2 separate regions of the Homo sapiens genome follow, and region 1 is linked to region 2. Evidence: read pairs that join two places in POLR2A ChIA-PET (ENCODE). Cell type or tissue: GM12878. All regions are shown on one strand. Each heading gives the region's core, and the rest is flanking DNA. Links, peaks and the distances in the headings are about the cores only. Region 1 overlaps TLR7 (toll like receptor 7). Region 2 overlaps RAB9A (RAB9A, member RAS oncogene family).

Region 1 (2,811 bases), core at 304-2,803, 820 kb before region 2:
CATGTTCTCACTTATAAGTGGGAGCTGAACAGTGAGAACACATGGACACAGGGAGGGGAACAACACTCACTGAGGCCTGTAGGAGGAGGGTGGGGCAGGAGAGAGCATTAGGGTAAAAAGCTAATGCATGCTGGGCTTAATACCTAGGTGATGGGTTGATCTGTGCAGCAAACCACCATGGCACGTTTAACTATGTAACAAACCTGCACATCCTGCACATGTACCCCAGAACTTAAAAAAACAAGCAATAAAATAATTTTAAAAAAACAAAAGAAGTGATCGTGGACATGGAAAACTATTTACCAAGATGGTCAGTGCAGCCAGGCAAAAAAAAAAAAAAAAAAAAAATCATGTCCCATGTTGGGAAGGGGTGAATTAATTGTAGTAGACTCATTAAATGGAATATTATGTAATCATCAAATCATGTTTTTTAAAATAATACTGAATGACCTAAGAAAGCACTCATGGTATAATGTTAAATGAAAAAAGCAAGCTAGAAATGGATAAGTACCGTGTATTCCTCATGTTTTTACTGCACCTGCTAGGCAAATACTAGATGCTCACTAAATGTTGGATAATCTGTGATGATGGTTTACATAAACACATGTGTTGCATATTCTAATTTCATTCAACATCCCTACTTTATAACCATTTTACAGTTGGCAAATCAGAGGCTCATGAGGTCAAGTGATTTATGAAAGTCAGAGAGCTCTTACATGACAGAACAAGGACTTAAAACCAAATTTTTGTACTGACAAAGCCTTGGCTGTTACTAGAATGCTTCTCACCATGTGAAATAGATGCAGGGATGGGAAATTACTATTAGAAGGGACCATCTCCCAAAATGTCAATAGTGGTTCAGCAAATTTAAAAGTAAAAATATTATTCTGCTCTTAACCTATAGGAAATTTCTTTATGGCTAAAAAAAGGTTATTAAGTAATCAATTTATTAAATTAATACAATCTGATTATTTAAAAATTTGGAACGCTGTACTAAAATTAAAAATCATCATTACAGATTAACCAGCCAGTACCTCTGCACCCCAAGAATAAATAATGTATATCCCCGAAACTCACCGAAGTTTAGGGCTGGGGTTGGCAAACTATGGCCCATGGGCTATATCCCACCTGCTGTACAGCTCATGAGCTAAGGGGTTTTTTTTTAATTGTTGTTTTTAAAAGACTGAAAAATATCAGAGCAAAATTACTATTTTGTGACATATAAAAGTTACATTCAAGTTTCAGTGTTTACAAATGGTTTTATTGTTTGAGTATTTGTTTACTTATTGTTGATAAGTGCTTTTGCACTACGATGGCAAACTATTCAAGGAGTTGGGTAGTGTGACAGAGAACCTGATGGCCTGCAAAGATTAAACCATTTACTAACTGGCCCTTTACAGAAAAAGTACGTCAGGCCGGGGCTTATAGAAAACAAAGGGATAAGGTATAAGGTCAAATAGGTTTGAGAGCCCTATGGTCTTTGGTGACTGTTGTGATGCATAATAGCTGTTGAGTTCCTAATTTATGTAAGACAACTTTATATCCTTTTATTCTTTTAGTTTGAAAACTAAGTCTGTTGGGCTAAAATGATAGGAAGTAAATGATAACTCTCTCCTTTTTTTAAAAAAAAGCAAGTGGTTTACAACCTTGTACTTAAACGTTTTGGTGACATAATGAAACTGATATTCATGGTATTTGTACTTTACAGAGATTAAACTAAAATTAAAAATATTTCAAAATTCACAAATAGGGGATATTTGTTAATAAATCTATTTGGGAAATTCCTAGCAGAGGCTCAGTCTATAAAATGAATAGCATTTCAGCAACTTCCCTTATTCACAGTGCTTGGTTATTCTCTAGGGAGACATACACAACACATCTCTAGTTACCAAACAATTCAGTGTGATATAAACATGGCAAAAAGTCAATGAATTTGAGGGCAAGGTTTCCAGCAATCGCCCCGGCCATTGCTTACTTCTTCCATGCCCTTTCTAAGTTTTCTTCAGCCAGGCAGCCATCCCCTCTGGTTTCTCCCAGACCCCCGCTGCAGGCTCCCCGCCATCACAGAAAGCCCCTCGCTCACACGTCTTGGCTCAAGCAACTCTTTGTCTTAGAAATGCAGATCCCAACATTTCCTTTTAAACTCAGGCAACTTGGCTTTTTTCTGCTCTGTGATCTTGAAAGTCGCTTGGAGGAACAGCTGAGTGCATGGGGCTGTTGTCCTCTCAGGGCTAACATGTTGTAGCCCAGGGGGTGCCCAGGGGCCTTTCTGACTGGTTGGTTAGTTGGGTAAAAGAGTAGAGTCAGGAGAGCAGGAAATCCTTTCTTAACTCACTATAAAAATAAAAGCGTTCCCCAGGCCTCAAATAGTCTCATCTCAAGATAAATTTCCTTTTGCCAAGATTGCTGCTGAAAATAATCCATTGTAGCCAGATAATAGCTATGCAAAGAATATATAATAGACTGGCAGGGGCATGCCTACCGATTCAATACAGAAAGGTGAGGGTTTCATTTGCTGGGGTGTAGTGGGTGGGAGAATTCCTTATTGCAATCACACTCTACTTCTCCATCCAGAAAACTCTCCAACCCTCCTGGAGGACTCTCCATTTTCTCCTCTTTCTCCTCCTTGTGTACCTACCTAGACCATCTGCTCCCATATGTCCTGTCTGACTTCCTGTTCCAGTTACCTATCACTGCGTAAGAGATCACCTCAAAATGCAATGGCTTCAAACAACAACAATCATATACTGCTTTCTATCATGGGTCCAGGAGTTGACTGGACTCATTAGGCAGCTCTCCCACAGGGTCTCT
Region 2 (2,811 bases), core at 200-2,699:
CTCACCATGACTCTTGGTACTGTGCATGTTGTGAAGCTGTGTGCTCTGGGTATTTCCACATTCTGGATTTTTCAAATCCTTTTGTTAATTTTTGACCATGGTGAGTTCAGGCGTTGTTATTATGTTGCTTATTATGAATACAGTGAGGATGACTAGGTGTAAATGAATGTAAGGTAACAGCTAGATCTGCCTGAGGTGGAGAGAGACTGGGTGTGTATTTTGGAAAAAAAATGGAGAAGTGAAACAGGCTGTTCAGGCTTCACATTCTGGCTGCATGGAAGCCAGCTCATTGCATTCTCCAGGAGTTCTCTGGGAGTCTGTGGACACAGACTCCACTTTTGTCTTAGGCCTGACTCGTACAAACATATTCTGTTGTTTGACAGGGGATGGAGAAACACTATAGAACAACTGGACACATTCATTTCATTGCCACATTCTTTATTCAAGTGTGACAGAGAGCAAAACAGTATAAAGGAGTTGAACTGACTACTGTATTTTAATTTCAAGTTCCTGTGAATTGGATTAGATTTTTGGGTACAGAAGCTAAGGTAATTTCCAAAAGGTTAGTGCCCATAAGACTGTCTATGTTCTCAGAGTTAGAAAAACCTGGGAAAAAAAAAAGCCTTACAGACCTCTGTTTCTACAACTTGCTGTGCAGAACTCTAACAGATAGGAGTGTTTATGCAGCTAGGTGACTGCTCTGGTCTGTGCAGTTTCACACCTGTGTATTTGATCAGATGTATATACCTGGAAATACATACATAATGTGGTTGGAAGTCAGATTAGAACTGCCTGAGGACTACCCATTGGTGAATGCAGAACATTCTTTGGAATGAGTGCTAGTATTCTTAAATAACATTTAAAAATAGTTGTTTGGGAGCAAACAGTTGCCACCCTCATAATCCACTTTAATTTGTGCCCAGTACTTGATTTTTATCACAGCAGTCCTGGAAAACCTAGCTTCATGAAGATATGATGTCATCGAAAGGAATGCAGTGCAATCTAATTAACTCCCCTCCAGTGGGGTGCCCTACAAATGTCAAGTATCTATGTTTCCCTCAGAAATTTAAAATAGCCCACCCTGCCCTTGTGAATTTGCCGTGATGCTTTGGGGCACCTCAGCATGCAGTTTGGGAACCTCAGGATTAGAAGTTGGTATTATTGGCTCTAGTTTATGGACTACAAGGTATAGTGGTGAGGAGAAAAGGCATCAAAGTCCGTTTTTAATTCTCCATCCCCCCTTCCAGTATCTGTAAGCTTTTCCCTTGGGCCCCTCATTTCCCCCAGAGCTTTGCAGTTTTGGGATGCTACCCTTTTAGTTGCTAAGCTGAGGGGAGGGACAGACAGGAAAGAGACTGCAGTTCAGGTTTCCTGTGCAAATCGTCCCTCCAGCTCCACTTTCCTTTGTGCTTTCTCTCCATTTTCTGCTGGGTGCAATTCCTTAGGAAGTGGGTCTGCTAGGGTAGCACAGGGATGTGGGTCATGGAATCTACAGCCTTTCAGGGACCCCTCGAGCCTCCGGACCCGGCCTGTCTGGAGAAGTCTCGAGAAGTGCCCGTGTGCTGTTCAGTTCTTTTCCAGTTCTCTGGTGGGAATCAGCTTTCTCATTGTTGGCTGCTGCTTTCCGCATTAGGTTTCATTGTCTCTTCACTCTGTCACTCCCGGACCATTTGCTTTCCACTTTCTAAATTTTGTTGCTGTCTTGCATCTACAGTTGTTCTTTCTTGGTGTCCTTTTTGGATTTGTACCTTACGTAGACCTTTTCTGTCACTGGGTGGGAGTGAAGATAACACATACTTGACCTGCCCTATTTAGTTAGACCTGGGGAAGTTTGTGGACTTCTGTTTATTGATCTATAAAACATGGATGATAGTGTCCAACTTGCAGGTAATTTTAAGGTGCTATATGCCAGGTACCTAGTAGATATTCAGTTAATAGTGGCTGCTAATATAATTACAGCCATAGCATTTATTATTTGAGCAAGCAAGGCAATAGCAATAGGTAGTGCGAAAAGTGGACATATTTCATGTGTGGCTGAATGAAGTGCGTAAGAGAAAAGAAAGAGATTTTCGAAATGGAGAAAATAATTAGCTCAGTTTTAGATATGTTGAATTTGAACTACCATCAGGGTACCAGATGAACATACTATACAAGGGGTTGCAAATTCTTGTCTGGCTCAGACATGCGGATGTAGACTTTAGGAATCACTGGTTTTTATAGCCCAGGGAGATACCATCTGGAAACAGGTAAGGGTTTCAGTCTCGTGAAATAGCTTCATGAAGAGCTTGTCAGGAAAGGGAGCTGTCTATGTTGAAGAAAGCTAAGGGGCCAAGGAGGAGAGAAAGCAGAACCTATTATCAGAGTGGTTTTATGGACAATTAGGAAACATTTTCAAGAGGATTACTGCCAGGCTGTTTGGACCTGATAGAAGCAGTAATGGGTGGTAAGTCCTGGCTCAGACTTGAAGGTCTCCCCTGTGCCTCTAGCTAGATGTGTGATCCTGTGTAAGACACTTTCCCAGTTAGACCTGTTTCCTTATTTGTTTTTAAAAAACACTTGAGGCCAGGCACGGTGGCTCACACCTGTAATCCTAGCACTTTGGGAGGCCAAGGAGGGAGGCTTGCTTGAGCCCAGGAGTTCAAGACCAGCCTGGGCAAGATGGTGAAACCTTGTCATTACAAAAAAAAAAAAAAAATTAAAAAAAAAATTAGCCAGTCTTGGTGGTATGCACCTGTAGTCCCAGCTACTCTGGAGGCTGAAATGGGAGGATCACTTGAGCCCGGGAGTTTGAGGCTGCAGTGAGCTATGATC

Evidence for each region. Peaks named below come from ENCODE experiments on the same cell type or tissue, not always from the same donor. Only the 100,000 strongest peaks of a DNase experiment are listed, where the experiment ranks them.
Region 1: POLR2A ChIA-PET joins it to region 2 with 13 read pairs; 1 of 35 experiments calls an interaction of 5 or more read pairs at or near these places.

What each region holds. Positions count from the first base shown.
Region 1 is chrX:12,869,505-12,872,315 of GRCh38, forward strand. The region is part of intron 2 of TLR7 (toll like receptor 7); the gene reads left to right. Among named protein-coding and RNA genes, the nearest start is that of TLR7, 3.8 kb to the left of the region's middle. In GM12878, for the core only: no CTCF peak of the experiment used is centred there; no DNase peak of the experiment used is centred there; H3K4me3 peaks cover 2,350 bases; H3K27ac peaks cover 2,425 bases.
Region 2 is chrX:13,693,566-13,696,376 of GRCh38, forward strand. The region is part of intron 1 of RAB9A (RAB9A, member RAS oncogene family); the gene reads left to right. Among named protein-coding and RNA genes, the nearest start is that of RAB9A, 5.8 kb to the left of the region's middle. In GM12878, for the core only: no CTCF peak of the experiment used is centred there; no DNase peak of the experiment used is centred there; H3K4me3 peaks cover 2,500 bases; H3K27ac peaks cover 2,500 bases.